2 separate regions of the Homo sapiens genome follow, and region 2 is linked to region 1. A link is a contact called in ENCODE Hi-C or POLR2A ChIA-PET data. All regions are on one chromosome and are shown on one strand. Each heading gives the region's core, a stretch centred on a gene start or an enhancer-like site at or near the end of the contact. The rest is flanking DNA. Distances are from core to core; before and after follow the strand shown. Region 1 holds the start of DNAJC11 (DnaJ heat shock protein family (Hsp40) member C11). Region 2 holds the start of PRDM2 (PR/SET domain 2).

Region 1 (4,970 bases), core at 1,710-4,209:
ACCTGAGCCGGGGAAGGTCGAGGCTGCTATGAGCCACGACTGCACCACTGCACTCCAGCCTGGGTGAAGTCTAATTATATATATAAATATATATATTTATATATAAATATTTATATCTATGTTTTTATATATACTTCATCCTTAAGTCTAATAACAGTGACAGGCCTGGCCAGGCATGGTGGTTCATGCCTGTAATCCCGGCACTTTGGGAGGCAGAGGTGGGAGGATCGCTTGAGCTCAGGAGACCAACCTGGGCAACACAGAGAGACCCTGTCTCTACAAAAGATACAAAAATTAGCTGGGTATGGTGGCATGTGCCTGTGGTCCTAGCTACTAGCGAGTCTGAGGTGGGAGCACCTGAGCCCGGGGAAGTCAAGGTTGCAGTGCACCATGATCCACCTCTGCACTTCAGCCTGGGCAACAGAGTGAGACCCTGTCTCTAAACAAACAAACAAAATTTCTTTGGCTCCCATCCGTAAGTCCAAAAACAATGACAGGCTCTACAGTTTCAGCAGTTTCAAGGTATACCTTTGACAAAATCTTCACCTAGGACTCTGGCTAAAACTATTACTCTAGACCTGCTTGATCATCTGCAGCAGCTGCCTACGGTTCAGTACGCCTGATAAATGGCTGCTCAATTACTGACAACCCAGACTAAGTACGAATGATTTCAGAAAGGCTGGCTTCATTTATTGCTTGACTTCTAAAAACTGGAAAAAAAGTATAACTAGCCAGACATCTTCATTTAAAGGGAAAGAGACTTAAGGCTAAATAAGTGATTAGCCCATTAAAACCTAGATGATGGGTTGATGGGTGCAGCAAACCACCATGGCTCATGTTTACCTATGTAACAAACCTGCACGTTCTGCACATGTATCCTGGAACTTAAAGTATAATTTAAAAAAAAAAGGAAAAAAAGGAGTGATTAGCCCGAAGTGTTGATTAATGAGAACAAGAACCCCCAGGTGCCCTATGGCAGCCTAACAAAATCTGCAATTCCCAAAGATATTTCACTGGACATTCTCATAGTACAGTGGCCCATACATTCGAGGGATTCTTTCATGAGGTGCTCAGTATCAAGCCTCTGAGCCCAAGCTAAGCCATCATATCCCCTATGACCTGCACATATACATCCAGATGGCCTGAAGCAACTGAAGATCCACAAAAGAAGTGAAAATAGCCAGGTCCTGCCTTAACTGAAGATATTCCACCATGGTGATTTACTCCTGCCCCACCCTAACTGGTCAATTGGCCTTATGACAATACACGCTCCCCGCCCTTGTGATAATGTACTTTGTGATATTCCGCCCTTAAGAAGGTACTTTGTAATATTCTCCCCACTCTTGAGAATGTACTTTGTGAGATCCACCCCCTGCCCACAAAAAATTGCTCCTAACTCCACCGCCTATCCCAAACCTATAAGAACTAATGATAATCCCACCACCCTTTGCTGACTCTCTTTTCGGACTCAGCCCATACGCACCCAGGTGATTAAAAAGGTTTATTGCTCACACAAAGCCTGTTTGGTGGTCTCTTCACACGGACGCGCGTGACACTCAAGGATACAGTACCAGAACTAGCAGCTTTGTAGTCCAAGGACTGGTAAGGTAAGGTGACAGACTAGCATGGAGCTCACAAGCTGGGCTCCAGAGTCAGACTGCCTGGGTTGAGTTCAGGCTCTTGCACTTTCTAGTAGTGTGACTTTAGACACACTACTTAATCTCTCTATGCCTTGGTTTCCTCAAGTGTAAATCAAGGGCTATCATAATACTTACCTTAAGAGCTATCCTCAGAATTAAATGAGATAACAGTACAAAGTTCATTCAGCATAGTGGTCCCACACAAGATAAGTTTGTATTATTAACATCACATAGACTAATATTTACTGACAACACACACTGAACCCGCTTTGGTTAGCATAGCCAAACTTGGCTAGCTTTCATTACCACTGGAAAACCTGAGAGATGGAATTAGGAATTCTCTGGCAGGGCTGAAAAGTCTGGACCCATCGGCTTAAAGAAACTGATCCACCTCATGACCTGACCCTGGAAGCCTTCTCGCCCTTCACACCTATCTCAACTCCAGACTAGTCAAGAACAAAGGAGTGTAGTGGGGCCCTACTACTGCCAGGCTATGTGAGACTCTCTCATGTTATCTTTTATTCGTTGAGGAGACAGGGTACAAGTGCTTGGTGTGAATGTTGAAGCTGTTGTTAGGGCACCACTTTTCTGGCCTAGGGCTTCTTCCTAATCTGCAGCCTCCGAGCCGAGGGTCTGTGTCCCGGAGGCTCTGCCTGCAATTTCTGGACATCGGGTCCAGGGGAATGAAAGAGGGCATGAGACGCATGCCTCTGAGGCTGGACCCACTTCAGAGGCAGAGCGTCCCCACGAAAGACTCGGGAACCGGAAAAAGCCCTAAGGACGTTCCCTAGTGGCCTTGACCTTGGTGGGTGAGACTCAGTTCGCCATCCTGCTGGCGGCGGGCGATGACACAGCCCCTCAGCCAGGACGAGTATGTGGGCTGAGCGCGAGACGGGGTCTCGGAGGACTGCTAACCCCACTACGGTGGCCTCCTCGGGGCCCCCGTTTCCTCTTGAGCGTGCGGGGGCCTCTGGCCCTACCCGGACACAGTGCACGCGGCGCACTGGCCTTCAGGAGCTGGGGCGGAGGCTGGCCCCGGAACCCCCGGCGGGAGGGTCTGGGCGGTGGGGACGCCTCCATCGGGCGGCTGGCGTGCACGTCGCCGGGGTCACGCGGCCTCCCCGACGGACCCGAGCCTCCCGTGGCGGGGGTGGGGCGGCCACCGCCAGCCCGGCCCTCCCGAACGACCGGGCTCGGCCTCAGCCCCCAGAGCGTCCAGCCGCTGGCCTCACCTCCCTGCGCACGTTCAGCAACGAGTAATAGTCTTCATTGTCCAGCTCCTCCTCGCTCAAGGCCGTCGCCATCTTCGCAACCTTTCACCCCGCCAAACCGGCAAGGCCGTGCTCAAGAGGGGCCAGTGATCCGCGTCAGGGACAGCGCGGGCCAGCCCGGCTGCGCCACAGCGGCCCCTGGCGGCCCGGAGCCGTCCGCGCCCGGCGGGAGTGCGCCTGCGCTTTGCGCCCCCGCGCGGCCTAGGGCGGGACGCGGCGCCTAGGCAGCCCTGGCGGGGTGACCACGCGGGTGTCTCTTCGTGCTCCCAATGGACGCGTGGCACGCGGCGTGGCTGCGTCCTCGGGGGCCTGAGATCCAGCCAGGACTCCCTAGGGCTTTTCCTGTACTAGAAAGGGAAACTTTGCTTTTTTTTTTTTTTTTTGAGACGGAGTCATACTCTGTCGCCCAGCCTGGTGTGTGTGCAGTGGCGCAATCCCGGCTCACTGAAGCCTCCACCTCCCGGGTTCAAGCGATTCTCCTGCCTCAGCCTCCCGAGTAGCTGGGACTCCAGGCGCGCGCCACCACGCCCAGTTAATTTTTTTGTATTTTTGGTAGAGACACGGTTTCACCATGTTGGCCAGGCTGGTCTGAGGCTCCTGAACTCAGGAGATCCTCGGCCTCCCAAAGTGCTGGGATTACAGGCATGAGCCACCGCGTCCTGCCTAGAAAGGGAAACTTTGAAGTCACCTCCAGGAGATTGTCATCCTCTGGGAGACAAACCCCTGTGATACCACCTGTTACCCCACTGGCCCCAAACTCCTGGAAGAAGCGCGAGGTGCCCCCAGTGCAGGGTGCATCCGGATCCTAGATATCCCCCAAATGACATTTGTTCCTACCTCCATTGTCTTTTCTCTTGGCCACCCAGAAGCCTTCCTGCCCAGAACAGGCCTCCTCATTTTAGTTATTTGTTATTGCTCTAATTTAGGAGCACCTGGCCATCTTTTCTGCTGCTTAAATGACAAAGCAATAACTATTTGGTTCCTGATATAATTGTCTCTGGCAGGCATGTGTACCTGCAGTCCCTACCCCAGAGCCATTCTCCTGTAAATTTCTCCCTTATAATTTATCGGTGGAGTCTAATTGATTTCAACCTGGTGCCTGCTGTTTGGTGCATTATTAAAGATGTCTTGGTTACAACAATCTAAATAATTTAAAGGTCTTCGAAATGACGCCATTGTCAAGGGAAGGTGGACAGCAGCCCACTCTTGCCACCTGTTTGGTTCCCGCTGACCTGCGCAAGTCTCAGAAACCTTTGTTGTTCCTTCACTAACCACCAGTCCATAGCCATCCCCGTTGCCCTTCATAAGCAGGTCTCCTGGGAAGCCCCGAACACCTGTCTGTGGATTTGAGAGGCTGATTTCTTTCTCTTTCTAATTTTTGGCCAGATGTGCACCATCTGGGCCTGTGTCTCATCCCTTCCAAGTTGCCCAGCCCTCTTAGGATCTTTTGGCATGAGACACTTCGGTGTGCTGAGACAGATTGTTCGGGTGGGTTGAGTCAGCCTGAAACAAACTGTCAGCCCAGGTTGTAAATTAAGGGCTATTTCTTTAGTTGTGTGAAGCTTCTCCACAACAGCTTCCATGGTCCATCAGCTCTTCCAGCAATGTTATGGGCTTTGCCTTTTTCTCCTTTGCAGAGAAAAGAGCTGTGGTTAGGGCCAAACTGCATGCTGACATTTGACAGTCTTTAAGAATTTCTTTCTTTTTTTTTTTTTTTGTTTGAGACAGAGTCTCACTCGGTCGCCCAGGCTGGAGTGCAGTGCCACGATCTTGGCTCACTGCAACCTCCGCCTCCCGGGTTCAAGCGATTCTCCTGCCTCAGCCTCCCAAGCAGCTGGGACTACAGGCGTGCGCCATCACGCCCAGCTAATTTTTGTATTTTTAGTAGAGACGGGGTTTCACCATATTGGCCAGGCTGGTCTCGAACTCCTGACCTCGTGATCCACCTGCCTCGGCCTCCCAAAGTGCTGGGATTACAGGCGTGAGCCACCGCACCCGGCCAAGAATTTCATACAGAGAGACTGGGGGTAAAAACAACAATGTGGAGACATTCCTTTTT
Region 2 (4,970 bases), core at 1,489-3,988, 7.0 Mb after region 1:
GTATTCTTGTTGGCTCTGATCTTTTTCGGATTAAACAAATTATATTTAATTATTTACCCTGAGAAATAGCACAGGTTGAAAAATAGACATATGTTCAAGAAATACACAGATAAAAACCACACAATGGCTGATTAAGGGTGGGGGGAACCTCAGAAACGCTGAGGAGACACCCAGTGTGGTAGGCTAAATAATGGCCCCATACCTAAATCCACATCCCTAACGTCCAGAATCTGCAAATGCTACTTCATATGTAGTCTTGCAGACGTGATTAAGTGAAGGATCTTGAGATGGCCAGATTATCTGGGTGGGTCCTAAATCACATGTATCATTATGAGAGGGAGGCAGAGGGAATTTGACCACATACACAGGAGAAGATGACATGAAGATGGAGATAGAGATTTGAAGATACTGGCCTTGAAGATAGAGTGATGCAGTCACAAGCCAAGGCATGCTGGCAGCCACCAGAAGCTGGAAAAGGGAAGGAGCAATTCTCTGCTAGAGACTCCAGAGGGAGCCCGGCCCTGCTGCCACCTTAATTTTGGCCTAGTGATACTGATTTTGGACTTCTAGCCTCTAGAGTTGTGACAGAATAAACTTCTGTTGTCAGGGTTGGGATAATTTGTTACAGCAGCCACAGGAAACTAATATAGCCAGTCACTTTGGATTAATGAATTAATAACCGGAAAGACAACTACTGGCTACTCTGTTAACCAACCATCTAGTATCCATTCTGGTTCACCGTGCCACTTCTGATTTAACATCCTTTATTTTCCTTTTGCATTCTATTGAATGCCAGGTGGCCCATAGCTTTTCTCTTAAAATGGTGATTTCTATGTCAGTGTTTTGATGGTGGATGGAACAGTGGGGTCTCCCTATTTTCTTCATAGATACCCCAGATAATTTCGATGCATGGATCCAGTTGGAAGGTATTAATCTAGGTAAGGGGTGCAGAAGTCTGATGACTTTGCTCCACAACAGAGAATACTACTTTGATGACAGGCACGTGGTATCTCCCAGATCTAGGGTCTCTTTTCCTTGAATAGCGGAAGAAATAAGCAAACCCTTGAGGTTTGATTTATTTCCTTATTTTCTTAAGCCCTGTCACTTCTCAAGGCCTTAATAAAATTTACTCTAATGAGGTGATCTTCATTTGTTTACTATAACCGACTCGATCATCAGCTATAGCCTCATTCTTTTTTTTTTTTTTTTTTTTGATACTGAGTCTCGCTCTGTCACCCAGGCTGGAGAGCAGTGGGGCATCTTGGCTCACTGCCAGCTCCGCCTCCCGGGTTCACGCCATTCTCCTGCCTCAGCCTCCGGAGTAGCTGGGACTACAGGCGCCCGCCACCACGCCTGGCTAATTTTTTGTATTTTTAGTAGAGACGGGGTTTCACTGTGTTAGCCAGGATGGTCTCGATCTCCTGACCTCGTGATCCACCCGCCTCGGCCTCCCAATGTGCTGGGATTACAGGCTGAGCCACCGCGCCCGGCCTAGCCTCATTCTTTTACAATAAGATAACATGATATATGTTGATACAACACGTTTTCTTTCTTTTTTGAGATGGAGTCTGTCTCTGTCGCCCAGGCTGGCGAGCAGTGGGGCGATCTTGGCTCACTGCAAGCTCCGTCTCCTGGGTTCACGCCATTCTCCTGCCTCAGCCTCCGGAGTAGCTGGGACTACAGGCACCCGCCACGTCGGCCGGCTAAATTTTTGTAGTTTTAGTAGAGACGGGGTTTCACCGTGTTAGCCAGGATGGTCTCGATCTCCTGACCTCGTGATCCACCTGCCTTGGCCTCCCAAAGTGCTGGGATTACAGGCGTGAGCCACTGCGCCCGGCCAACACGTTTTCTTAAGATTAAACCTGTTACATAAATGATCGTTCATAATTTTTGGAAGCACACCTGCCCTTAGTATCCTGTTTTTCCACTGGGTGCTTTCTGCAGATGGCCAACGTAGCCATCACATTCGGATTCTTCCTGACTTCATTCTCAGAGGATTACTTTATCTTGAAGTGCTGAAGGCTCCAGGCACCATCTATAACGACAACTCCCAACTTTCCAGCTCATCTCCAGCCTGTGCTTCTCCCCGACTCAACTCATTTTCAACCACGTGCTAGGCCTCCACCCTTGGATGTCGAAGAGCCATCTCCAGTTCCACCCAGTTCATCTTCATCAGAACATCTATGAGTCGTCGTCTCTGCAGTCCATTTGTTTGCCCGCTTGGGAACAGCAAGCTCCTTAAGGGCAGGACTACTACCGCGCTCTCAGAGGCGCTGCACTGGAACATCGCGGGCACAGGGCAGCGTTGGTCACTGCTCCTGGGTACTAGGGCAGCAAATAAACCCAGCAGCTGCGTCTGTCTGCCTGGAGTTGGATCTTTTTGGTATAGATCCAAACGTAGAAGTATAAGGTCTACGTTTATGTACTTGTCAGATATTTAATGACCTCCAACGATAGACATGCCCCCCCAACACCTCCTTCAGTCTTTTTGATTCTTTGAGAATCTTTGAACCACGCAGGATCCTAGCCCTAGGGTGCGGTCGGACTTGCCGCGACGCCAGCCGCCGGGGTTCCTTCCCGAGGCGCCGCCATGGGATCCGCGGTGACCTACGAGGGGCGGCTGGGTGGTGGCCATTGGGCGACGGCGCAGGGTCAAGGGCCGGGCTCTGGGATCGTGGGGAGACCGGGGGTCCCGGAGCCCCCCAGCCCCGCAGGCCACTGCCTCGCCGCCCGACGTCACTTCCGACTGGAGTCAAGATGGCGGCGGCGCGGCCGCGGGCGCCGGGGCCGGCGAAACAGCGGCGGCGGCGGCGGCCCTCGGTGCTCTGAGGCGCTGGCGCGGCGGGCGCGGGTAAGGAGTGGCGCGGGTGGGCGGCCTCTGGGCTCGCGCCGGGACGCTGGTCCCTCCCCCCGAGGAGCGCGGCGGCGACGGCGGCGGCGACACGCTGGGGACCCGGCGCCGCAGGGATGGCCGGGTCGGCGGACGCGCCCCCTCAGAGGTCCCGGGCGTGCCGGGGGCCCCGGGACGAGGCGCGGGCCTCCGGGTCGGTGGCCCCGCGGGTGGGTGGCGGCGCCGGGCTCCTCCTTGTCGGCCGTGGGGTCCCTGCGGCGAAGTTCGGGATTCGGTTTGTCGCCGTGAAGAGCCGCGCGCCCCGCGGGGGACGCGTGCGGGCTGCAGAGACTGGCCGGGTGCGGGCGGCGGTGGGGCCACCTGGGGCCCCACGTGGGGCCGGGCGCCGTCCCAATTGTCAAGCCGCTGTGCTTTTCTCTTTTGTGTTCCCACTGAGTGTGTCTTGCACATTTGCACTCCAAATTTGTTTTGTGTCTTGCGTCTTTGTGTTTCCCAAATAGTTTTTGTGTGGTTTTAACCTGGAGATTGTCTCCCTCAATGTTCCCATAGACCCACGGGTGTATGTGTGTGTGTGCGCACGCGCGCGTGTGTGTGTGTTACAGACGTGCAACTCTGTTACTAATTTTGCTAATAAAGCTATCAATGAACCTCTTTTGATGGTGGTAAGTGAGACATGAAGTAAACCTAACAGGTCAGTGTCATTCCCCAAACCTTCGTGGTTCTTTCGATCCACGCGTGAGCCACCGACCCTCCGGGCTTGTAGCTTTGTGTCGGGCTGTGAGCTGCGGCAAAGACCCCATAGTTAACCGGGAAGTCCTGATTTCCTTAACTACGCAGCTGAAATTTCCCCTAACAGAAATTTCGTGCTGGCCCCTCACTTTTCTTTTAGTGTTGTATTGAGATTTTGGGTGTATTTGAGACGTGGAACGTCTTTTGCTGAATCCCAGTAGGTCCTTAGATCCCTTTAACCAGACACTAGAAGAATCATTTTTACCCCAGAACTCGACTAAAATGTTTAAGTTTTTGTTTACTCCAGGTTTATTAAAAGTGACCGAAACTTTTAACAACAAATGGAACTCTTCAATGATTTCTTTTACAATGGTACACACTTCGCCTCGGTTTGATCAGTTGTGTCCAAGTATTAGAAAAATGTAGGCCTTTTAAAAAAAAACATGATAGGAAATTTACATATATTAAGGAGGAGGAACTGAGACACACTGTCATACGTTCTTTTTTAGTAGGGTTCTGTGTTTTTGAGATGGTCCAAACTGCCCCATCACTCTTGAGGCTTCCGGACTAACACTTATTGGCCAAATTTTTACATGTAGAATCTTAGTTTAGCCTTGAGATGACCTTTAAAGATCATTTTTATTAAACCCCCTCATTTCGAGCTATGGAAACAAATCAAAATTCACAGTGGAACTAAAACTCATTTACATTTTCTGTGATTCCAGGGCTCTTTTTACTCAACACATCTGTTTTGGTTTGATTGAAATAAGTTAATACATTTTAAGTGCTTAGAAAAGTGCCAGAACATGATAATACTGCTCAGTAAATGTTTGCTTTTGTTGATTCTGAAGGTGGTTTCTTTAATTGAAAGGTTGGTATGTTCAGGTTTGTTTTTTCCTTATTTTGTGGACAGGGCCTGAAACAGTACAGTTTAAATCTGTAAGAATGTATTAATTTTGTAAGTACAAAACATAACAAAAGATTCTCACTGTAGAAAATTGGAAAGTAGAGAAAAGCACAAAGAAGAAACAGAAATTGGGCATAACCTTCCCCTCTTCAGATAACCATTGTTAACGTTTGGCAGATCTTCCTGTCTCTCTTGGTGTGGATATGCGTATTTCTTTCCTTATTTTACAGTTCATTCACATATATATATATTTATTTACATTTTATACAGGATTGATAATATAGTGTGTATATTGTTTGCAACCTGTCTTGCCTTATGATACGGTGAGCATGTATCCATGCCACTAACTAGTCAATATTATGTTTAATGGCTATTTAATATGTGGATGGGCCGTAAGTTATCAATCAAGTCCATATTGATCTGTAAGGTTTCTCAAGCCTGAGTTTTCTTTTCATTAAGATTTGTTTGAAAGTTTTTTTAAAA

The links. Hi-C counts contacts between places; a loop is a spot of excess contacts on that map. ChIA-PET counts read pairs that join two places held with the same protein, here RNA polymerase II (POLR2A). Pooled maps may share reads with other maps.
Region 2: a pooled map shows a loop between it and region 1 (3-fold over the local background). The contact joins the promoter of PRDM2 here to the promoter of DNAJC11 in region 1. A Hi-C loop is called at or near these places in 1 of 50 pooled maps. POLR2A ChIA-PET finds 5 or more read pairs at or near these places in 2 of 52 experiments (H1 and WTC11).

Annotation. Positions count from the first base shown.
Region 1 is chr1:6,698,857-6,703,826 of GRCh38, forward strand. It overlaps DNAJC11 (DnaJ heat shock protein family (Hsp40) member C11), which reads right to left and starts at 2,960. Exons shown (of 16, transcript NM_018198.4): 1 at 2,873-2,960. The coding sequence starts at 2,944. RefSeq lists a silencer at 2,747-3,196.
Region 2 is chr1:13,697,450-13,702,419 of GRCh38, forward strand. PRDM2 (PR/SET domain 2) reads left to right here and starts at 2,739. Exons shown (of 10, transcript NM_001393986.1): 1 at 2,739-2,851. RefSeq lists a silencer at 2,492-3,261.